3 separate regions of the Mus musculus genome follow, and all the other regions are linked to region 2. The links are chromatin loops, found by intact Hi-C in ENCODE. Cell type or tissue: left cerebral cortex. All regions are shown on one strand. Region 1 has its middle 61 kb from the start of Gm26178. Region 2 holds the start of Has2 (hyaluronan synthase 2). Region 3 has its middle 9.8 kb from the start of Gm35627.

Region 1 (8,000 bases), 480 kb before region 2:
GGAGCTCTTGTCTTTAGCTGCATATGTATCAAAAGATGGCCTAGTCGGCCATCACTGCAAAGAGAGGCCCATTGGACTTGCAAACTTTATATGCCCCAGTACAGGGGAATGCCAGGGCCAAAAAGGGGGAGTGGGTGGGTAGGGGATTGGGGGGGTGGGTATGGGGGACCTTTGGGATAGCATTGAAAATGTAAATGAGGAAAATACCTAATAAAAAAAAATAAAAATTAAAAAAAAGAAAATACCTAATTAAAATAAAGAATAAACAAACAAACAAACAAACAAACAAACAACGGACTTCTCACTTCCTCATTTGATCTCAGAGTGCTGATTGGCTAGCCTAGGAAGTCAGTTTGTCATGAGAATCCTCTGTCTATTCCCCCCTATTGTTGGGATGTTGTGTTGTCACAGTGCCTAACTACCTTATATGTAGGTTCTGGAAAATCAAACTCTATAACTTTCATGTGTGTTGTGAGTAATTTATCAACTTAGCCAGCCCCCCCCCCCCCCAGCAATAAATGTTAAAATGGCACGGATAATATGCCAAACTCCTGAGTAAAGTTAGAAAAAAGAGTTAATTTGGAACATTGATCAAACTTACAGAGTGTAATAGCCTGTCCACCATGATCTCTGACAACATGATCTCTGTTACAGGAGTGATAATTCAAACCTTCAGTTGTTTATATTTCAGGTTTTTTGTTGTTGTTTCTGTTGTTAGGTTTTTTGAGACAGGGTTTCTCTGTGTAGCCCTGGCTCTCATGAAACTCACTCTGTAGACCAGGCTGGCCTTGAACTCAGAAATTCACCTGCCACTGCCTCCCAAGTGCTGGAATTAAAGGTATGTGCCACCACTGCCCCGCCTATATTTCAGTCTTTCTCTGCTTTATGGCATTATAGCCTATTCCCTTTCTAAGACACTTTGTTATCCTGAGTTTAGAAAGTTTCCTGTGGAACATCATTGGGTCACTCAATAAATTTTCTCAGATCATTTATAGATAAAACACATGACACAAATATTTATAAAGAAAAACATTTGTCTATCACAATACTAGAGGCTGGGAAGCCATGGTCATGGTTCAGGCAGTGTCTTGGAAGTTCTTGTCTGTGCCTTCTGGAGACCAAGAAAATGCATTTGCTGCCTCCTCCTGAGAAGCAAATTCTTTATCTTTGTGTGAATGAAAAAACAGAAGAAAAAACTCTGGGATTAGGTCCTCCCAGTGTTTTTATAAGACAGTCCATTTATTAGAATGGCGTGTCCATGTCTTAATCTCCACCTAAAGGCCTCAATTTCCAATGCCACCAAATGGAGATGAGCTTTCAACACATGGATCGTAGGGCACATTGAGAGCAGGGCAAACTTAGTCTAACTTTAATATAGATGACTGGTTTTTGATGACGTAGGGATGTATACGGAACTGAAAATATGGGGGAAAGGTGAGTTGCACCAGGTACAAATAGACAAAGGACTAAAACCATGAGCACAGTTATTTGGGATTTATTGTTGTTTTTTGAGAAGAGTGAATATCCCTGCCTAAGTACTGGCTTTACTACTAGGATCTGTTGGAATTGTCTGGAATAGCTACAAATGTTCTCTTTAAATTGACTGAATGAATGAATAAACAAATAAACAAACAAACCCTAGTCTTGGATATTAAAAACCAGAGACTTTAGCTCTTTCTTAGTCCTATTCTCCTTGGTTAGTACAACTGTGCACAGACTCCTTCCTTTTTGATACTGGAGTTATTTATCTTCCAGCATAGCACTGGTGCATTTTGCTACTTGCTACAGGTTGATAAAAAGCAGGATGGGAATAATGAATTTAAGCAAATACATAGACAACATCTGATTTGGAAGGATTTTCACTTCAGAGTGTGATGACCCTGTCAATAATCATCAACGAAAGCTGCCGGAGTCTGAGGCAGAGCAGTAGCAGGGATAATCCATTATAATATAAAGAAAGAAATCTCAGAACTTTACAATCAACACATAAAACAGAAATAGGTTCCTTCCTGTAAAATACACTTCTGACTTTAAATTCCTTTCTTTTTCATGTGATATTATGCAACAAAACATATTTCCTCTGAAAAGCTCTTAAGGATTCCTCTTTCTTTTGCCAACACGGCATCCTGAAGGCTGTTATGTTAGATCATTTTTGGTAATCTACTGTGACTATTTTTACTGGTATTTCTTATCTAAAACAATGCCTCACCAACTCCAGAAACCTACCACAATCCTGACAATGCTGCATTTCTTCAATAAAAACTACTAACCAATGCTCACTCCCCGATTCTTTTATGTATTAGTCCTTTGGATTTGAGTCACACCAATCATGTTATTCACTTCCTGCAGTCTTTCCCTTAGATCCATATTTCATTTGGCCAAAGTCTGATCAAAGGGGGCTTTTTTTTTCTGATACTTCCTGAACACTTTCTACCTTCTTAAGTCTCACTTCTGCTGGCACAGTGGAATCAAACCACAATATTACCTCTCTTTACCATTATCTAAAATTACAGTAATTTGTGATACCATAGGCATTTAGCAAAAATCATTCGTTCATATATATATATATATATATATATATATATATATATATATATATATATTTGCTGAATGTATAACTGAGTTAATGAAAGTAATGAAACTATTGTAAGGAAAGCTTAGATTAAAATTGTGGTTGGAACCTGAAACTTTTGAAATCTTAGGTTTTTAATATCTGAAATTAATATGGTGACAATTTTCTAAGAGATCTTTGTTCAAAACATAATTTACCTAAACAATAAGTTTCTTTTTCCTAATCATCTTGACCCAAATGATTGATCTGCCTATAAAATATAAAGGAATTCAAATGATTAGATTGACATGTGTAAAGTGAAGTTATAGAGCTTTCATTAAAATGATAGCACTTAGAAATCTTCCTTCTGCTGCCTGAGCCTTCTGCTCGTGCCTCTGAGATCCACTCCTCTCTGCCTTCTAACCTTCCTGTTACAGGTAGGCCAGGTTGGGTGTTTTGAATTGATTTCTGGTCCATATTTCTGCCAGCAGAGGGGACCCTTGATCTACATGGGTTTCAATTTCCACCTGCAGAGACTTGTACAGAATACTCAGTGCTCTTTAACTAGCAAAATAAAAACTGGCCAAGTGACTGCAGATGTCTTGAAACACAGTAAAAATCATACATGTTAGTATTATTTTTTGAGAATTCTCTCAATAGTTAGAAAATGAACAGGATTTGTTTACAAATAAACATGGAAATGAAGTCAAATTTTAACCAGCAAAGTTTTGAAAATATTCTAAAAATGCTAAAATACTGACAACATTATAAAGAATTTAAAAAGGTTTGAAAAGAAATTAATATAAAATGGCATGCACATTCACAAAATTAAAAAGAAAACTATTTTGATGAGGAAAACGGTCACTCGGTGATGTTTAGATTTTATAAGCTAAATGATCTTTAAAAAAATGATCATCCCAGCACTCGGGAGGCAGAGGCAGGCAGATTTCTGAGTTCGAGGCCAGCCTGGTCTACAGAGTGAGTTCCAGGACACCCAGGGCTATACAGAGAAGCCCTGTCCTGGAAAACAAAAAAACTCAAAAAACCAAACCAAAACAAAAAATGATCTTTAGAGGTTTATGCTGACATCTAAACCCTGTTTTGGACATTGTCTCAATTTAATGTGGTGGTAAATACAGAACTCAGACTAGGTAGCTATTTACATAGACAACTGACAGTATTCACTTACTGTTAATATTAGAATTTTCATAATCATTGCTCTGTGAATTTTCAGATTGTGAAATTGCTCTTCATCTATAGAAAATAAATATAATATGATAACAATGGAAAGGGATATAAATTTCTCTACATGTGAAATCTACATCTTAATGTACTTATGAATTTTTATATAATGTAGTACTAATATGTGCAGCTATTATTTAGTATCCTAATAACAATTAAAACATATCGTTTTTCTCATTTAGGATAAATTATAGTAAGAGGCATGTTAATTAAATGAAATAAAGAACTTCACATTGTTGTGGGTGTTCATGTGTATCTCTTTAACACTAAGCCTACATGTTTTATTAATGAAATATTAATGTTAATATTAATCACCATTAAAGAATTTTTGGCATATTAATATATTCATTGTTTTTCTACAAATAAATGATGCTTTGATGATTTGGGTTTTTTTTTAAGATTTATTTATTTATTTATTTATTTATTTATTTATTACATGGAAGTACATTGTAGCTGTCTTCAGACACTCCAGAAGAGGGAGTCAGATCTCATTATGGATGGTTGTGAGCCACCATGTGGTTGCTGGGATTTGAACTCTGGACCTTCGGAAGAGCAGTCGGGTGCTCTTACCCACTGAGCCATCTCACCAGCCCGATTTGGGTTTTTTTAAAGTAGACATTTTTGCTCATATGTGGAAGCCAGAACCTACCAGGATATGTGACATACTCTGACGTTTGATCTGGGGAAGATCAATCATACCTCTGATTACAAATCTACCTCTTCTAGTAGAATGAGAGATCTTTCTATTGCTTAAAACACAGACAGTACACTTTAGAGGAAAGAATGGTCTCTATAGCAGCAATATAGTGGGGCCTTCAAAGAAGACAATGTTAAAAAGAGTGAAAACAAAATTAAAGCCCTTGGGTCATCTTCAGATTAATTTACCTCAAGCAGTAGGAAGAAATTAATGAATACTGATTTAAATATGAAGATGCCTTTCCAGGCCGTTCAAATGGCAAATTTCTCCTGTAAATTTGAGCTCTCTTCAACTCTGTTTTACCCTTTACCTACCTGGGATATCAAGGTTTCTTAGGTATTGTTTGATTCTTTGAATAGTACCTGCTTTTTTTAATATCTAGGATGAAAACAAGAAGTATTCATGTTACTTACGATAAAGCCGTGTGTGTGTGTGTGTGTGTCTCTGTGTGTGCATGTGTGCCTGTGCTTGTGTGTCTGTGTGTCTGTGTGTCTGTGTCTCTGTGTCGGCGTGTATGTGTTTGCTGTCTGTGTGTCTCTGTGTCTGTGTCTGTGTGTGCCTGTGTTTGTGTGTGTGTCTGTGTGTGTGTGTTTGTGTGTCTGTGTGTGTTTTGTATTTATGTGTGTGGGTGTCTTTGTCTGTTGTCTCTGTGTCTCTCTGTGTGTATCTGTGTGTGTCTCTCTCTGTGTGTCTGTGTGTATGTTTATGTGTATATGTCTGTTGTCTCTGTGTCTCTATGTGTGTGTCTCTGTGTGTGTCTGGGTCCTAGTATAATCCTTTGAATGATACCTGCTCATTTTCAATAACTAGGCTGAAAACAAATATTCATGCTGGCAATTGGAAAACCAGGGAAACAAGGTTTGGTGTGCATGCATGTGGGTGTGCATGTGGGTATGGGTGTACATGTGTTTGTGTGTGTGTGATAAATATGTTTTATTACAATAGAGTGATAAAGTTGTGGATTTAACATACTAAACCAAAACCCTCTCCCATTGCATATTTTCCCACTGCGTGTTTCTCAGCTAGAAATCAGACACAGACAAACAGTTTAAATTCATTTTTACATGGAGAGTGTCCTTGAAGGCAGTAAGCCATTCAAAATCCGAAGGCAGCCAGTGGGAAACAAGTGTCTCAGGGCTACGTGAAATCCTTTCTTTCTAGACCTCACCACCCAAATTTTCACAATTTGTATGAATAGCAGAGATAAATGATAGCTCCCCTAGCTTCAGTGTCAGGCAACAGGTTTGTACAGAATCTTCAAGGACCAGGACAAAATGTAAATCATTAATGAAAAACAATTGAAACTTCGAACCAGGTTTCTATATCTAAAAATGAATGACCTAGAGGGCACTAGGAACCACAGGGGCCAAGCAGCATTAGGGGGAGTCATCCTTATGTGTTAGGATGCTGCTATGTTGGCTCAATGTCATACTATAGTACTTAAATTGAGTGTTTTTGAGGAAGACTATCTGAGAATACTGGAATGATGATGGAGCAACAGACACTCACAGAAGGTGCTGGATACTCCCCGTAATGATTTCTGCCTACACTTAGTTATTAAAAGAACCATAAAGCTTGTCAACTGTTTAGGCTGTTTACTATCACTTTCCCCAGTTCTTCCTGCCCCCCCCCCCCAGGCTCTGATAAAAGTGTATGGGAAATCCACTGTCTCCATGTTTCCCCTGATGTCTGTTCTGAAGGAAGGGGCATTTAGTGAGCCACGTTTACCGAGTCCAGACGTCTAGATTAGCATGTGAGACAACTGGTTACAGAATTTTAAGGGTTTCACTTAGTCTACTACGGAGCATGCTTGTCCTATATTGTGAAATGTAAATATAGAAAGTATGAATTATCGCTTCATGGGGAAGAGGAAACATGTTAATTTCTTTCCGTCTGTTGTAGCAGTGAACCAGGAATTGATTGTTTTGGTCATTTGATTATATAAGCTCATTTTCACAGCTAGTACTTTTTATTGAAAGGCTATAAAATGAATATTTAGGAACATGGAGCTCGCAGGCCTGCACAGGTTCAAGCCAGGCAAAATCCCAGCATGGATGTCACTGGGTATATATATATATATCACTGGGTATATCAAATATATTTCAGGGCAGGCCCCATGCTCAGGAGATATTGGCTAATTTAAAGTAGGCTCCATAGGTTTTATACGAGTGCCTTTTGTTTTAATTTTCTTTTTGGAATACTGATTTTCTTTTCTTATTTTTTGTTCAGATGTTTTAAATTTTGTTCATTTTTGTTTGCCTGTGTTTCTTTTTTGACAGTGAGAACATGAAGTTGGGTGTGTAGGGATGTAGGAAGGACATGAGAGCAGTTATGGGAGAGAAAGATTATAGTAAAAATATATTGTATGAAAAAATTTAAATAATAAAATTAAACCTATGACTATCTTATAACTCAAGTATTTTTTCTATTTTTCTATACATATTTCCCTAAGAGGAGGATATAGTGATATTCATGTGTTCACAACAGCTTTTGTCACAATGCCCCCCAATTGGAAGAAACCGAAAGATCCACCACCAATAATGATCAGAGTGTGATGCACCTGTAATGATATTACACGATGGAAAGATGAGAAAGTGATGGGTACATGATGAATATAAATAGCTTCTTCAATGCATATGGAATTATAGGAAACTTGTGGGGGATTGCATTGAATCTGTAGATTAGCTTTTATAGGATGGTCATTTTTACAATATTAATCATATGGATTAACAGGAGATTTTCTATCTTCTGGGTCTTCTTCAATTTCTTTCTTCAATGTTTTAAGAATTTTATTATTCAAGTATTTCACTTACTTGGTTAGAATTATTTCATTTCTTTGAGACTAGTGTGAAAGGTGTTTCCCTTTTTATTTTCCTTAGTAGTTTGTCAATGATATATAGGATGGCTACTAATTTTTGCATGATATTTTGTGTGTTTTGTATCCTGCTACATTACTGAATGTATTTATCAGCTGTAGACAGTTCCTATAGAAGTCTTCAGTGTCTTTCATGTGTTAAATTTTAATGCCTTCAAATAAGGATACTTGGACTTCTCACTTTTCTATTTTTTTCCCTTGATCTCCTTCAGTTGTCTTATTGATTTAGCTAAGACTTAAAGTTCTATATTGAACAGGAATAGAAGAGTGGACATCCCTGTCTTGTTCATGATTTTGGTGGAAATCTTTTGAGTTTTTCTCTGTTTAGGATGTTGTTGGCTCTAGGGTTGTTAGAAATTACCTTTATCTTAAGGAATGTCCTTTGTAGTCTTTCTAGGGCTTTTATCATGAAGGGATATTAGATTTTGCTAAAGGGCTTTTCTGTTACTGATGGGTGAAATATTTCTTTGTCTTTCTTAGTTATTCGTTTTCAAAATTATTTTCTTTTCCTAGAGTTTATCTTGGTTATTTTTTTCTATTGCCATGTAGAGACATGTTTAACTGGGGGTTGGGGGGTTGCCTGAAATTTCAGGAGGTGAGTCTATGACCATCATGGCAGGGAGCATGACAGCAGA
Region 2 (8,000 bases):
AAATGTCAACATTTGTAGACCAGGGAAGTGCTGTGTTTTAGTTCTTATTCAGTATACAAAGTGATACTGATTTATATCAAGGTTCAGAGAGAAGGGCTTCTTCCAGAGTGGTTCTAATTCTTCTGTCCCTGAACAGCAAATAGGGCAAACATGTAGACATTACCAAGCAAAGCAAGGGGATTTATTAAGCAAGAACTCGGTTTTGAGGGAGGAAGCTGGCTGGTGCAGGTTGAGAAGGGGCAGGAAGAACCAGAGCTTTTATGACATACACCTCCAGCATTTTGGCTTTTTGTGCACATGCTATATCTGTTCCATTAGTTCTACATTCAACTCTCCATGTCCTTTGTCTTATAAGCATCTAAAATGTCCGCTCAGAGAGTGACGTAAAGATGCAAGCTCGTTTTATTGTGTCTGGCATGGAGGGTGGTGGGAAGGGTAGAGGGAGTGAAGGGATGTACTTAAGGAGATGCACGTGGGATGGATGGACACGAGATTTCTTTTTTGTCATGTTTTATTATTTTTTCTTTTGAGACACGGTTTCTCTGTGTTGCCCTGGCTGTCCTGGAACTCACTCTGTAGACCAGGCTGACCTCGAACTCAGAAATCTGCCTGCCTCTGCCTCCCAAGCGCTGGGATTAAAGGCGTGTACCACCACTGCCCAGCTGTCATTTGTTTTATACATATGTTTTACACATGTTAATTTTTTAGGCTGGGCAAAGCCTTCTGGGGTCCTCTCTGAACTCTACTCTCTGCTTCATTAATGTCATTAAAAACATGTTAAATCACATACAATAAGCCAAAAGTTTTCTAATATTTGTCCTAGTCTCTGGGTCTTTTTGTCATAAGGAGCATTAAGTATTCCCTCTGGACATCTCTGTTCCTAGTTTGCCATCTTATGTCTATCGGCAAGTAAAATCAACAAGAAGAACACAGAGTCACATACTACAGCATTTACTATATATAACATAAAATAGTATTTTTTCAATCCTTGCAGGAACCCAAGACTCTTCAAGACTATCAACTATACTTATAATGATTCTAACACATTGTTTTTATCTTCCTCATTGCCTTGACACAGAGAGTAGTGGGTAACCTGCCAGACTTTCAGGAAGAAAAAACATCATTGCACTGAAGTGACCCCCAGACACACTCATGAGCAAAGGACCGTCTCATTTGAGAAAGCCCTGGATCACGTAGTGGGAATTGCTGAGTAAATTATAACCCTTGACTTTACCAGCTTTTAAGAATATATGTGAAGATGTGAGATGCACAGGGAAAAGCCTTCTGCTTTGTTTTTGTTTTGTTTTGCTTTGTTTTTTTGAGACAGGGTTTCTCTGTGTAGTCCTGGCTATCCTGGAACTCACTCTGTAGAGCAGGCTGGCCTCGAACTCAGAAATCCGCCTGCCTTTGCCTCCCAAGTGCTGGGATTAAAGGCGTGAGCCACCAATGTCGCAGGGTGGGAAAAGCTTTCTGCAGTGCACTTACTTACATGGTTGCTAGGTGGAAAGGGTTCCATATGTTTGCTTTCTGTAATGGATATGTAGCTCCTGGGACATTTTTTTTTTTTTACTTGAATGAGGAAACTCCTAACAGTTCATTGTTTTCACTGACTCTTGTATCACGCTGTAGGCAAGATTGGTCTTTATTCTTCTAAGAGCTGGGATTATGGCTGTGCACGAATAATGCTCAGCTTCATGATTTTTTCCCTCTATGAAGCAAACCTGCCTGCACAGTTTCAGCAACTGACAGCCTCTGCTGCTGCTGCTCCTGCTGCTGGAAACACGAAACATCCAGGAGAAAAATTCTCACGTGAGAAATTTGCATTCCTCAAGATGTGTATGAAAGGCTCCAGTATCGAAATATATTAGTGGACAAGCTTGGACATAGTGCTAATGATTAATTGTTTTTGTAAATAGTTTAGTAGTGATAATTTGGACATCAGAATAACCCAGTACACCAATAAATTTCAGTATCAACATGTGATACTATAAATATTTTCAAGAGATAGACAGACAGAGAGAGAATATGAATGCATCAACGATAAACGTTCCTTTTCTTTGATTTTTTTTTCTCCACTAGCATCTACTTCCAGAAAACTGAAGTGCCTTTCCAATCCCACAGACAATAAATATTAAAGGTGTGATCTGAGTGTAAGGACTCTTGAATTGTGGATCCCTCTTCGCTTATAGGGAACTTTAACTGTTAGCTTTAAATTATGCTAGTATTTTCTCTCTTGCCTCTGTGAGGACAGGGAAGTGCACAGATGTAGAACCAAAGTTTATACTTGCCTACAGCTGGGGGGAGGGGGGGGCGGAGGGCATGCAACTTTGTTTTATGGCTTATGAATTACAAGGAAGAAACAACAAATGTGTTTTTCTTTAATAAAGAAACTTAGTTTTACTAGGTGTTCTGCTGCTTGAACTGTTAGCATAAGGACGATTTAACACTATTAAGCAACTGTTAGAGTAACTTTGCTTGTGGGCATTTAGGCATTTAGAGATAGAGAAATGGGAGCTATGAGGCCACTGGGGAGTTTACAGGTAGAGACTTGGCATCCCACAATTTCTCCCAACTCAGTTTAATTTACATTATAAGTCACGGCGCAGAAGTTGAGTAATACTTTAAAATAGCAATTTACCACTTCCCAGACCATGAAAAACCAGGAAGCTCAGGTCTGATTAAGTGTGATGAAATTGCGCTCTGAAATTTAAGGCAGTCTTTGCAACAGTTGAATCACCTCAAGCGGGAGTTCAAAGGCTAGAGTCAAGAGAGTTGTGGGGGGGAAATGAGGAAGTCTCCCCAGAGTGGCATGAAGTCAGCCACCAAAGTGATGGCTCCCAGAGGTGAAATGGCCTTGTGTTTGGGTGTGTGGGGGGAGGTGAGGGTCGGGGGTGGGGGGACTGGCTTTGCAGATCCAGCTTTGTGGGGGATGGGTCGGCTGACAACTGCGAGTTGCAGTCACACTCTGCATCCCTATTCACAATCCTCAACTCCACACCTGCCTGATATGTTGCGAGCCTCACTCCCGGTTTATTCCACTTTTCTCTTTTTGTCTGACCTTTAACTATTGCCCAAATTTATATTCCGATCTTATCCGAAACACATATACCATACAGCATCAAGATGCGGTAGAACTCAAACGAAGCCCACATCAAGAGCACGAAGAAGGGAAATAAAAGAAAGGAGGGGATGGGTGGGGAAGAACAGAAAAGGAAGTAAAAGGCAAGTAAGGTTTTAGCAGATTTCAGTTTTAGCCTTACTGCGTAAATCCGCTTTCATTTTTTCCTAAACAGCGCCACCTAGTGTCCATTGTAGCTCTCTGAGTTTTTTTTTCCTTTTACCTTTTCCTTTGGGTGGGGGCAGGGGCGGGGACCGCAAGGATCAAGGGAAAAGGGCGCGGATGCCCTAAGGTTGAAAAAAAAAAAAAAAAAAAAAAAAAAAAAAAAAAAAACCCGAGAAAGAAAACTCTCCAGTCTTGGCGTCATTGAAATTTTAAAATGGTATTTTGAAAACATTAAGTAAAAGGCTGTCAAGAGGCAAAAGTAATTTCAGATGTTTTACGAGATGACTGCTTCCGTACACTTTCTCAGGTTTATTGCTATCATCATTATTATAAACTTCCAATCGAGAATCTTTTGTATGTTTTCATGTCTGAGAATCATGAGAAAAAAAGAAATTTAAAAATTTTCCTCATTTCAGTGTCCAGCCCACCCACAGCGAAAACTGCGGGGGGGGGGGGGGGGAGACGTTGACATTTGCCTTTTGCTTAGAAAGTTTAGAGCTGGGAGGAAGAAAGGGTTAACAAATGGCAAACTAGTCGCTCTTTTTAGCGTCCTAGGCCATTTGTGGAGCAAACTAGGTAGCACGGACGTACACACACACACACACACACACACACAACGCGCACACACACACAGAGTCAGTATTCCGCCAAGAGCAGTGATTTAGCCTAAGAGAACCGTTTGGCCTTAAAATCATTTATATGCAACGGGGAGTTTATCAAGTCGAGGGAATCCTTGTAACGCAGACAGACTTCAGCAATATTTGCAGAGCAGGGCTGCCCGCTCCGCGGTCACTGCCTGAGGAGAGGTATCAGGCGGTGGTCAGCATCTGTGCTCCGCGTTTCTCAGCACACGTTAACAATCAAGTTAATTGAATTCATTGGAGTTTAGAAGCGGCCTCTAGCTCAGAGAGGGCTTTGAATGGCCAATTTCTCTCTCTTCCCCCCACTCCTCCCCGCCTCCCATCCCGCCCAGTCCCTCCCCTCCGGGTTCCCCAGTCTACACCTCCCTCCTCCACTCCCCTCACCCCCACTCCCTCCTCCGTCCTATTAAAACACCCACCGGCTCACTTGTTAAGACCCCCTTAAGTTGGAGGAGGCAGAAAGGCAACCACAGCGAAGAAGAAGGAGAAGTCAAGGCGTCTGGAAAGAATTACCCAGTCCTGGCTTCGAGCAGCCCATTGAACGGGGGACTTGAACCAGCCAAAGACTTCTTCATTCTGCTCTTGCTAGACTCTGCTGAGTCTTGACCCGGCTTGTAGGTTGATGTGAAAAGAGATTTTGTGTCGTCGGAGGGAAGGGGATTGGAGCAAATAGCAAAACAGGGGGAAAAGTTAATTTATTTTTAAAGCACATTTAACAAAAAGAATTAGAAGACTTAAGTGCAGCGGAAATAATAAAAGAGAATATTAGTGAAATTTCTTCTCAAAGAGGGGAGAACCAAGCATTTAAGGCTCCCCCATCTTTTTTTTTAAATGTTGTTTTTAAATTTCTTATTTTTTTTGGCCGGTCGTCTCAAATTCATCTGATTTCTTATTACCTCAATTTTGGAAACTTCCTTCCACGACCCTCCGGGACCACACAGACAGGCGGAGGACGAGTCTATGAGCAGGAGCTGAACAAGGTACGTTATACAGACGCGTTTGGGTGAACTTTGAATTCCCTAGATAGATTGGGGGCAGAGAAGAAATTATCAACAGAGCTTTAAAAAAAAAACCAACAACAAAAACCCCCTAGTTTCTATAGAAACATTTGAGGTCTGAAGTGTCCCCCAACTCCCCCCCCTCCCCCCCGCAACAAACTGCCCATGAGGGAATATTGCCAATCACTATCAAGTCTCGCAGCATACCCTGGGTTTTAATCATCCGGTGAAATCCGCTGCCTCTCTGGGCGCACAGGTAACTTGCGTGGCCAAGGAAAGCTGATTGTCCCGGGGTGTACTTTTCCACTGGGCATCTTCCCGAGCGTCAAAGGGGCTCCGGAGTCAGAAAACAAGGATTTCCACTGTGTACGGAAAATTCATCCCACAACTGTCCTTACCTTCCTACCCTTCCCTTCTTTCTCCCTCACCTCCCACCAGTATGTGGGCTGGACACCCTGGCACAGTTCTGTGCGGGGGTGGAGGTGGGGGTACAAACAAAACCGCTCAATTTTGGCTTAGACTGAAAGGGTTAAACGATCCGGGTTTCCAGCTACGTTAGGCTGGAAGAGACCCCAAGGAAAGTCCTGCGCCACCTCCTCGCGCTACCATCCTGGTTCAGCCACTCCCCCCTTTTCCCGGGCCTCCACTCCTTTGCAGTTTCCAAACTCCATTAAAGTGTCAGGCAGCGAGCATCCGGGCACAGCCACCCCGAGAAAGCCTTTCCTGGGGCAAGGGGTCCCTCACGCAGGCATTCGCCGCTGGGGGAGAGAAGAGAGCGCGCATCCCTCCTTGCGCTGGCCGGCCGGCCCGCACCCCTTGGGCAGGGCGTGCGCGCGGACAGCGCTGCGCTCCCGCAGCTGCACCAAGTCCCGAGCCAAATCCGACGTGGCACGGAGCACGCTGGCGCTTCTTTCCTCCGTTGCAGCTGGAGACGCTGTTGTGTGGGGGATTAGGGGACTCTGTCTCTAGCCCCTTGTCCGATGTGGGGTCGAGGGGCCCTGGGAGCCTGGGAAGAGGTGGGAAGAGAGCCAGACACGGGATAATCAACACCTTGGACTGAATTCGTCACGGTGGTTCCCGCCCAGAGTGAGCCAGGGCTTAGAAATCGGTCCCGGTGAACCAGAGGGCGGGTCTGAAAGGAGGGTCTGTGTAAGGGTGAGAACTTCGTGGCGACAGAGGCGGCTTCCTCTGGCCCAAGAAAGGCAGCCCAGGGGAAACAGCTCTGAAAGGACCATTAAGACAGGGCTGGAAGCATAGGCGGTGTCTGAGAACGAAGGCTTCTAAGACCCAGGTCTCATTACATAGTCGTAGGTGTAGGTGCCGTTTCCACCAGCACCTCTCTGGATATCCCCCAAACTCCCGGGCACAGTATTCTGACTCGGATACCCTTGCCACTAGATAGCCAGCTGCAACAACCGCGTCCTGGCTTGGGACTTGTAGAAGCCCAGGAGGCCCCGCCCCGCCCATCTCACTTCACTACCTCCTGGGACCCTTTACTGCCAAATGAGTCTCTGTAGCAGCTGCACAGAAACGCTACACACTCCTTCAACCCACGTGGCTGGGCTGGGATTGCATTTGATGTCACACCCTGGGAGGGGTGTGTGATGCAATAGATTTGGAGGCTCTGATTGGCTAGGAAGCTCCCCCTCCCCTCCCCAGCCAGAGTCCAGAGTTTATACACTTACTCATGGTCTGCTTAGTGTAAAGCAAACAGTAGATGGGCTTCCTTGAAGTGGGGGAGACCAGCTTCCCAGGCCATTGGAGATTTCAAGGCTTAGCCTGGGATTTCCCTCTGAAGAGAGGCGTAAGGCAGTGTACCTTTGGAGGTTTTAAATCTAGGTGTGATGCTTTTTTTAATAGATTCTTTTAAGAATAAATATGTGAATGGTCAATACATATTTGACCTGAGAATATACGGTTTTTGTTTTTGTTTGTTTGTTTTTAATTGAAGGGTGTATTTCCGTGGAATGAGCTAAAACACATATCCAAGCCCAGGAACCTATTTATGGATGACATTTTACATTTTGCAAAAAAAAAAAAAAAAATAATTGGGTTGAAAAGAACCCAAAATTTAAATCTTTGTCTTTTGTCGTGCAGCTTATGCAAAATGATTCATTCATAAACTTAATGTTTACATCTTCCTAGGTAAGATTAGTAATTCAAATGAGATCGTGTTTTTCTTGCATATTAATAATTTTCCCAAAGGTGTTCTAGTAGATAGAAAGGTTTTTAATTTTAATTTCATTTTAATTTTCAGTGAAAATTTGTAGACATAAAGCACAGATGTGGTATATATGTTATGTGTCACGTGTTTGCAATTCTAGACAAACCCAAGTCCTGTATGGAGATTCTGAACTAAAGCCTTGTATCTGGAATATCATCTTTCCCATTCTTGTTCCCATACACATTACCAGAGTTAGCTGACTTGAGGCATGCATTGTAAATGTATTGATTAGATTCATTGTACCTAGATTGCTTCTGTTATAGCTAAGGCTTAATCCAAACTTTATCAAATGAAGTCATAAGCATATAAAGTCCAAATATGTAACCGATTAGTGATTAGCATCAAATTTGAATAAATACGATATACAGTCAGCTGCTGTTGTCCAGGAAAAGAGGACTTGCCCAATGGGTGATTAAGAGATAATAGTTACTAGACAGCAAGTTAGCTTGCCGTACTCTCTGTTGTTGACTCTGTAGGATGTAACTTCACAGCACTGAGTTTCATAATTACCTTTCCTTTTGCGTTATCTGTACCAACCAAGATTTTTTGGCACTGTGGATTAAGTCTGTATCTTGGATTCAACGTGGAGATTCCCTTTGGGGATTTCTATTACAAATACTTTTGAATCTGAGAATGAATGAATACTAGGAAGTTGTGTATTATTAACTATCTGCATCTTGCATGATATGCAGTCCACAAATTAATGTATTGAGAGACTAACACATGAGCTCTGTGTCTTTTCTGAGTTCTTTTCAGCCATGCACACCTAGGCTGTGTTCTTCTAGAAGCTGTGAGGATAGGGACAGAGCTCCTGGGAGCTCCTGTATTAGCTGAATAGGGCTTAGAGCTTCCTG
Region 3 (8,000 bases), 810 kb before region 2:
AGAGGATTTTACAAGTAGGGGCATAGAATTAGACAACAGTGAGAGTTTTTTTATTTTCAAGGTTTGGTAGTAGTTAAGTGTTGAGCTAAAATTAGGTTTTATCTCTTACACATAATCATATTCCAAGGCTCTTCCTAGAAATTCATCTTCCAGTGAAGCAGAGGGACAGAAGTAAGGCTTCAGAACTCCAAGATCGTGCAGAAAAACACACAAGTGGCTGTTCTCATCAGTCAGGGTGGCTGGATTCCTCCCACACTGGGAATCTTAGTGCTAAGCCCTCAAAACCCAGTTCTGTAATGGAGGAAGGTGTCACGACTCTCCTTCCAATGAGGCAGATGTTTCTGTCTTTCAAGCAGTTCTCTCTTCTGCACATCCCGTGACCAGCTGCTCAAGGCCAGTGTGTTACCTGGCATAACCAGATAAGGAGCCTGGAGGAGACAATGATTCATTCAGAGAAGTCCAACCAATCATCGTCGGAGCTGGGTCTTAGTGCACGTTTACTTAGCGCGTTTACTCCGCTTCCAACTAATCTTAGCATCCAAGATGTTACGTGAAGCAGAAGGAAACAAACCTGTTTCCATTTTTCTTCTTCTCCAAACCCATCAGATGAGAAGAGCCTCCTTGGACAGCCACACTGACAAGTACCCTCTTCCCTTCCGCTTTCAGTCACCAAAAAACTGCATTGTTTCAGCCAGATGCGTTGCATCCCAAGGCAGAAATTCCATGCAAGCTGTTGAACTGCTATTTCCTGGTATGGATCTAGGTTTGTTTACCCTGGAAAGTCAGCTGTGTTCTTCCACTGTTTCTCTTTGCCCACACTGGAGCTAAGGATCTCAAGATTGTTTCTCTGGATGAGATTAGGTCAGAGGCTGCACCCCGAGTTAGGGCACCACAGTTGATGCTAGACCTCTTGGCCTCCTCTTTTAATTCTGAAATATTGACTCCCCCCCCCTTTTTTTTTCTGTGTAGCCCTGGCTGTCCTGGAACTCACTTTGTAGACCAGGCTGGCCTCGAACTCAGAAATCTGCCTTCCTCTGCCTTCCAAGTGCTGGGATTAAAGGCGTGCGCCACCACCACCCGGCTTGATTCCTCTTTTAATTTTGTCACTAAAAAGTGGAAAACATCAAGTCAAGCTGCTATACTAGTAGCCAGTACAGGGTCTGGTAGAGTAGGGCTTGCCCTCTGCTAGGAGACATGGACAACACCCGGAGACATTTTGAGTTATCAGAATGGGTGGAAAGCTGTTGTTCATGGATCTTAGGTATAAACACATGTCCGCTGTTAGAAATTTACAATACACAGGATAGCTGTATTGGAACCAAATAGAGTCAATAAGTTCAAAGCACCAGTCGCACTAAAATTGAGAATTCCTATCATAAATGTGAACAAAGGTGAACCCTGTACTCATTACTTTGACCTCTGTAGTCGTAGTAATATGTATATAAATAATAACATCAACATTAATGTTCCATATTGATATCGATATTAATGTTAACATAGTTTAATGTATTAGCATTTCATTATTTATTAGGTGCTAACATTTACTATTGATTCTTATATGTCAGGAAAGCATATTAGTGAAGAACTGGGAGTGCCTATAATCCCAGCCCTTGGGATGGAAGTTCAAGAGTCAGAAGTTCAAGGTCATTCTAACCTGTGTAGAAAGTTCAGACTGGCTTGTGGGCACATGAGACTCCATCTCAGGTAAACAACAACCCCTCCAACTAAAAACCAAAAAGTCCCTCCAACAATAATAACAACAAACCCTCAGTAAATATATTCATGAATTGCATATTACCATGCTAACCCTTTTATTTATTTTGCCATACTGGAATTGAACCCAGGGTTTTGTGCATGCTAGATAAGTGCTCCATACTATCCTCCTAGGCTGGTGTTGAATTCACTCTGAAGCTTTTCTGGACAAGCGTGTGGTCCTGATCTCTCAGACTCCTGAGTGCCCGAGATCACACTCTCAGGCCACCAAGCTCTGAGAACTATCCCTTTAATCGTTTTTTTTTTCTAAGTTATTTTATATGCAATGAAAATAAGGCTTAGAGGAGTTGGGTGACTCTCCCCAGTCACATATATTAGAATTCGTACCACAGTTTACATTTTAAATGATGTCTTTAAATATTACTTTTTTGGCCACTTTTCATCGTGTTTAATGTTTTTCCATTTCTCCGTGTACACTGAAGAGAGTTTGGACTAAGCCAGTAATGACCTGGTGACCTTGAAGATTTCTGAGGTTCCTGTTAGTGTCCTTGCTGCTGTGGGCTTTGGAGGCCTGCAGTAACCATCCCTCCTACTCAGACGTGACTTCTGTACTCTTCCATGGGATTTTCCTTCTCCCGGGCTGCTGGACACTGTGCATTGGGTGTGAGCTGGTGATAGCTTGGTTACTGTACTGAGCCCAAGAAGAGAGTTTCTACAGACAACTGTGTCGAGGGTAAGAAGTGACAAGGGAAAGGAGGAAACAGCTTGAGATTCATTAAAGTTCATTATTGAAATGCTCTCCTTTTCTTCTGGTGGGAAAACACTTTGAGGATCTCCATGGGATGAATGGGCCGTACAAGTACCACAGGTTGTCGGCATGCCAACCTCATTCATCTGCAGGAGCTGGGGGCGGGGTTTGTATAGTTTCTAGGGTCTTTCAAGTTTCCCTTCCCAGAAGTGGTTGACTCTAACAAATCGTTCAGGAGGAACGTCTCTCTAATGTATTTTTGTATGGGAGGACTTCCTGGGGCAGAGGGAGTCATGTGTATCAGCCGGTCTCTGTTCATTGTGCAAAGGCCTGCAGCCATCTGGACCACCCAGGGCCTGTGTTTTTCTAAGAAGGGCAGGATGAAGGACAGGGGATTGACACCTCAGCCCCAGGGCGATGACCAGATGGCAAACTGCTTGTTTTCACTGGATTCAGAGCAACTGAATGGCCCCGGGAAAGCCAGTGTGGTTTTTGTCTTCAGCACCCAACCATCTTCCTCGTCCAAGACAGAGGTCTCTTCTCAGGCAGCAGCAAGGTCACTCAGATGATGACAGTGTGAAGCAGTGTCCACGGTGTCCGTGGCACGGCCAGGGAATTCAGAACGCTAGCCCTGGTGCCTGCATCTCACTGAGGCGAAGCCCTGCTGTGGAGCCAGAGGTGGAGAACGAGTGGTCTGGTCGTGTTGCTGCCGGACCAGCCGCCCAGCTTCTCAGGCTTAATGAAACAGGGTGCAAACAGACCTTGTCAGACGAAATGAATTATGGGAAGGAGAAGCTTAATGGATATCTTCTGCCATGACTCTGTGCCTTTGCTCTCAGGAGATCCTCCAACACTTTTCAGATGTGAAATGCAAAACCTAAAAGATGCCGAATGTGGATATGCCTAAAACGGAAGTAATCCATCTATCTATCTCTTAGTACACCAGAATAAGTGTGCATAACGGTGTACATGTGTGCAGCGATCTGTCCTTGTCCTCTGCTGGCCTCCAGGTCCTCCACTGTCTGGCAGCCCCACTGCTTTTTAGCCACACGCTTCCTGCCAGTATAAATGTATTAAGCAAGGAAACACATAGACAAAGTCTAGCTCATCGGGGCGTCTCAGTAATAAATTCTTAATTTTAAGCATTCTTTCTGAAAGATTTTTCTTTCAGCGTACACACACACACACACACACACACACACACACACACACACACACACACACACACACACACCTGGGTCTGGATGGATGTAATTGTAGGGCAATTTTACTGCCTGCTTATATACACTACTTTCTAGCAGTGAATTTCAAGGCCAGCAGAGGGCACCAAAGCACAACGGAGAGGCAGCAATACAAGCTCTAGTAGTGTTGTTTTGGTTCATGGTCTCTGGACAGGCTCACAGGTTAGCTTGACCAAACTCTGTTTTTCAGTCACTTGTGTCCTCTTCAGATTTTCAAGCTGATGGATTTGTCACTTCTCTCTTTGCTGTGAGAAAATACATTACAAACCATCTTAAAGAATAGTATATTTTGGCCTACAGTTTTAGGGCAAGGTCCGTCACAGTGCAGAAGGCATAGTACAAGGAGCCCGGGTGACTAGTGAGTGACATTGCATCTGAAGTGATGAAATAGAGAGGTGGGTGATGAGGCTCAGCTGGTCACTTCTCTTTTCCATTTTCATTTGGTCTCAGACCTTAGCCCATGATGCCACCCACACTCAGAATGGGTCTTTAGATTTCAGTTAAATCTTTCTGGAAGCATGCTTACAGACATACCTCTGGATTGACAGTCAGGGTTAATCATTGAGCCTTTAGGGAGAATGGCAAAGGCAGAGATTTGGATAACTGTTCCTGATGTCTAAATTGGAAGTGACGATGTTGGTTATCATTCATGGTAGGCTTCTTATGCACTTGATGATGCCCCAAGCTTCCGTGTGATTAAACCTCTCTGATGATCATAGTACCACAGTGCATGGAGATTTGTGAGGTATCTGGAGGGGAGAGTAGCCCTAACTTGACCTGAGACATGGTGATCCATGATGCTGATATAACCAAGGGCAACAGTGAGAACAAAGGGCAAAGATTATCATCAATTTAGGGCATACGCAATTGATAAATAGGAGTTGTCACCACATGTATTCAAAGGAGTTGTTTCATAAATAGGAAGAATTGCGAGGTGACGATGTTAGAGCTGATTTTTGCATGTGAATGTATGTCTTCATATGTGTGAGTACACAGGAGTATGAGGTTACACATGTATACAAATGTATAGCTATGTGCATATGGGGTCCTCGAAGTTGATGTCAGCTGTCTTTCTCCATAGCTATTCATTTTATTTATTGAGGCAGGGTCTCCCATCGAACCAGAACTTAATGGTTCTGACTGGCCTGACTAGCCAGCATACGCTAGGATCCCATTTCTGCTTGCCAACTCCCTGGTTTACAGCAGGTTATGTCTGCCCTGATTTTATGTGGGTTTTAGAAATCAGAACTCTGATTCTCAAGCTTGCATGGCAATTGCTTTATCCATCAGCCATCTCTCCAACCTTGACCTTTGAACTCGAGATCCTCTTGCCTTAGCTTTCTGAGTGTCAGGATTACAGCCTTATGCCACGACACCCAGGTCTATGGAAGTTTCCTAATGGTCTGCTTACAAACCCAATGAACTTGGGCTCCTTGTGTTCCTCCCCAATGCCTCAGTTTCTTCCTCTATAAGTTAGAGCTGGCAATAGCAATCATCTCATGATGTGAAACTTGCATTAGAGCATATAGCTCTCCAGTAGTTTTGCTTTGGAAAGAGCAGTTAGCAACGTCAGGGCATTTATGGCTGTTAGAACTGGCAATAAGTTCTGTTGGCGTGTTGTGGTAGATGTCGGCGGGGGGGGGGGGGGGGGCTACCAAATATATCCCAAGACTCTGCATTAACTAGTGAATGTCCTACCCCTGAAGGCCAAGAGTGTTCAGGTTGAGAAATTTTGCAGTAGTTCAGAGAAAATGTCTAGCATGTAAGAGGCATGGATTGGATTAAATTGGCAGTATTTCCTACCCCTTCAAAGCCTATAAACAAACACTTAGTGATAACCATGGCTGTACCAGATCTCTCTGTTCCTGTCTCATGTATATCACAGCTCTCGTCAGATGAGTACACTCTCAGTCCCCTGACTATGCTGTGACCACTCCTGGATCTGGGTCTCTGTCCTTCCACCAGAATCTCCTCTCTCCCCAGACACAGCAAATCCTTCCTTCCTTCCTTCCTTCCTTCCTTCCTTCCTTCCTTCCTTCCTTCCTTCCTTCCCCCCCCACACTCTCTCTCTCTCTCTCTTTCTTTCTTTCTTTCTTTCTTTCTTTCTTTCTTTCTTTCTTTCTTTCTTTCCTTCTTTCTTTCTTTCTCTCTTTCTTTCTCTCTCTCTCTCACTTGCTTTCTCGCTTTCTCTCTCTCCCTCCCTCCCTCCTTTCTTCCTCCCTCCCTCCTTCCTTCCTTCCTTCCTTCCTTCCTTCCTTCCTTCCTTCCCTCCCCCCTCTCTCTCTCTCTTTCTTTCTTTCTTTCTTTCTTTCTTTCTTTCTTTCTTTCTTTCTTTCTTTCTTTCTCTCTCTCTCTCTCTCTCTCTCTCTCTCTCTCTCCCTCCCTCCCTCCCTCCCTCCCTCCCTCCCTCCCTCCCTCCCTCCCTTCCTTCCTTCCTTCTCTTTCTCTCTCTTTCTTTTTTAATTGGATATTTTCTTTATTTACATTTCAAAATGTTTCCCCATTTCCAAGTCTCCCCTGTGGAACCCCCATCCCTCCCTGCCCTCCCGCCTCTATGAGGGTGCTCCCCCACCCACCTACCTACTCCCCTCTTCCCCAGCCCTGGCATTCCCCTACACTGGGGCATCAGCCCTCAGGCCCAAGGGCTGCTCCTTCTACTGATGTCCAACAAGGCCATCCTCTGTCACATATGTGGCCAGCGCCATGGGTCCCTCCATGTATACTCTTTGGTTGGTGGTTCAGTCCCTGGGTCTGGCTGGTTGACACTGTTGCTCCTCATGGTGCTGCAAACCCCCTCAGTTCCTTCAGTCCCTGACAAATACAGAGGCAGATGCTTGCAGCCAACATTTGGACTGAGTATGGGGCTCCCGATGGAGGAGTTGGAGAAGGGATTGAAGGAGTCACAGCAGTTCTTATCCCTCTTCTCAGACTTGTTGTGTCTGTGCAAGCTTCATAGTGATTGTTCATGCCTCCTTGTGTGTTAGTCAGCTGTCTGTCACTATGATGAAATGTTGGGGGAGGGGATCATCAGCTTATAAGAAAGATGTTGGCTCATGGCTTCAGAGACTACCTGGACATCATTCTGCACCTGCAGCAGCACAGTTCATCCTGGGGAAAACTTGTGATCGGAGGGACCTGTCTACCTCACAACAGCCAGGAAACAGAGACAGGGAAAAGCCAGGCTCCCATGATCTCCCATAAAGGAACTCTCCCAAGGACTTAACTTTCTTCTAGACTCCACTCTGAAAGCTTCCACCTCCTCCACATAGCACCACGGGAGAGTGACTGTAGCAGGGACAGTGGGGCCACCTCTAACCTCTACATAAGCACCAGGGGCCACAGAGCCACAAAAGCATCTCCTGCAGGAAGATCTAATTGAAGACTGCCTGAGAGACCAAGGATTGCTGATAATTCCAGGTAATCAGGGACTGCTGTTTAGAAAAGATGCTTTCTTGGGACCAATGGGGCATGGGTGGAGGGTATTAAAGGAACTTGGAGCAGCATTCAGATGAGCTTGCTGCAATGTTTCTCATCTGCTCCTAGAGTCTGTGTAGTGAACTCTGCACCAGCTCACTTCTGGCCCCCAGGGCACAAGTGACCAAACCTTTAGCATGGGGGGGGGCATTTATAGTCTAAAACACAAGACCCAGGGACCCATGTGGTCTTTGTACAAACCACTCCAATGACAGTTCCAAAAATGTTCTTTTGCATGCGGGTCTTGTTCTTTCTGTAGAGTTGTGGCATTGTGCCAGGGCCCACCACATTTTCCAAGCCACAGTCCTCTCTGCACATTGGCTTACCTGTCATATATTGTGGGTTCTCACTTGATAGCAACGAAACTCATGATGTGATGGAATGAATTTTAGATTCTGGTGTGCTGGAGGAGGGTTAAAGCTATATTCTGACTCTTTTAGCCTGTGTCACTTCAAGTGGCCATTTGTTTTCCTCTCAACTTTGCCGTGCATGTAACTAGAGCTCCTTCCAAAGGAGCAGTCTGAGTACTTAGTCTGCCTTCAAAGGTGCAGGTTATTTTCTGTCCTTGTTGCCAGTCTGCTCTCCAGCTGCCCATCACTGTTCTGTCCCAGCGGGTCCCCCAAACACTGCCTGTCACCTTTATGTCGCACCAGGGCCCAGCCTGGTTCTAGTAAGATTTTGCACGTTCATGGTGTGGAGCCTGTGCTGTGGCTCTTAAGTACCAAGTCCAGTAAAAGCAAGATCCTTTGTGGATCAGTGCTCGCCAGAGTCCATGTTCCCTGTCCCTTCTCTCCGGTATGTGCAGAGTACAGTCTGAGCCTGCC

What was found. Hi-C counts contacts between places; a loop is a spot of excess contacts. Peaks named below come from ENCODE experiments on the same cell type or tissue, not always from the same donor. Only the 100,000 strongest peaks of a DNase experiment are listed, where the experiment ranks them.
Region 1: it touches region 2 in a loop (2.7-fold over the local background); 2 of 42 quality-filtered maps call a loop at or near these places.
Region 3: a loop joins it to region 2, with 7 times the contacts of the local background. A loop is called at or near these places in 15 of 42 quality-filtered maps.

The regions. Positions count from the first base shown.
Region 1 is chr15:57,174,381-57,182,380 of GRCm38, reverse strand. No RefSeq gene overlaps it. Among named protein-coding and RNA genes, the nearest start is that of Gm26178, 61 kb to the left of the region's middle. In left cerebral cortex, a CTCF peak has its summit at 3,043 (motif pointing right); no DNase peak of the experiment used is centred here.
Region 2 is chr15:56,690,898-56,698,897 of GRCm38, reverse strand. Has2 (hyaluronan synthase 2) reads left to right here and starts at 4,352. Exons shown (of 4, transcript NM_008216.3): 1 at 4,352-4,904. It overlaps Has2os (hyaluronan synthase 2, opposite strand), which reads right to left. Exons shown (of 4, transcript NR_002874.2): 2 at 5,130-5,284; 3 at 4,821-4,943; 4 at 4,438-4,535. In left cerebral cortex, a CTCF peak has its summit at 3,286 (motif pointing left); DNase peaks (open chromatin) are centred at 4,412, 5,592, 5,862, 6,460 and 2 more places; H3K4me3 peaks cover 2,211 bases.
Region 3 is chr15:57,504,488-57,512,487 of GRCm38, reverse strand. No RefSeq gene overlaps it. Among named protein-coding and RNA genes, the nearest start is that of Gm35627, 9.8 kb to the left of the region's middle. In left cerebral cortex, a CTCF peak has its summit at 3,777 (motif pointing right); DNase peaks (open chromatin) are centred at 284 and 3,779.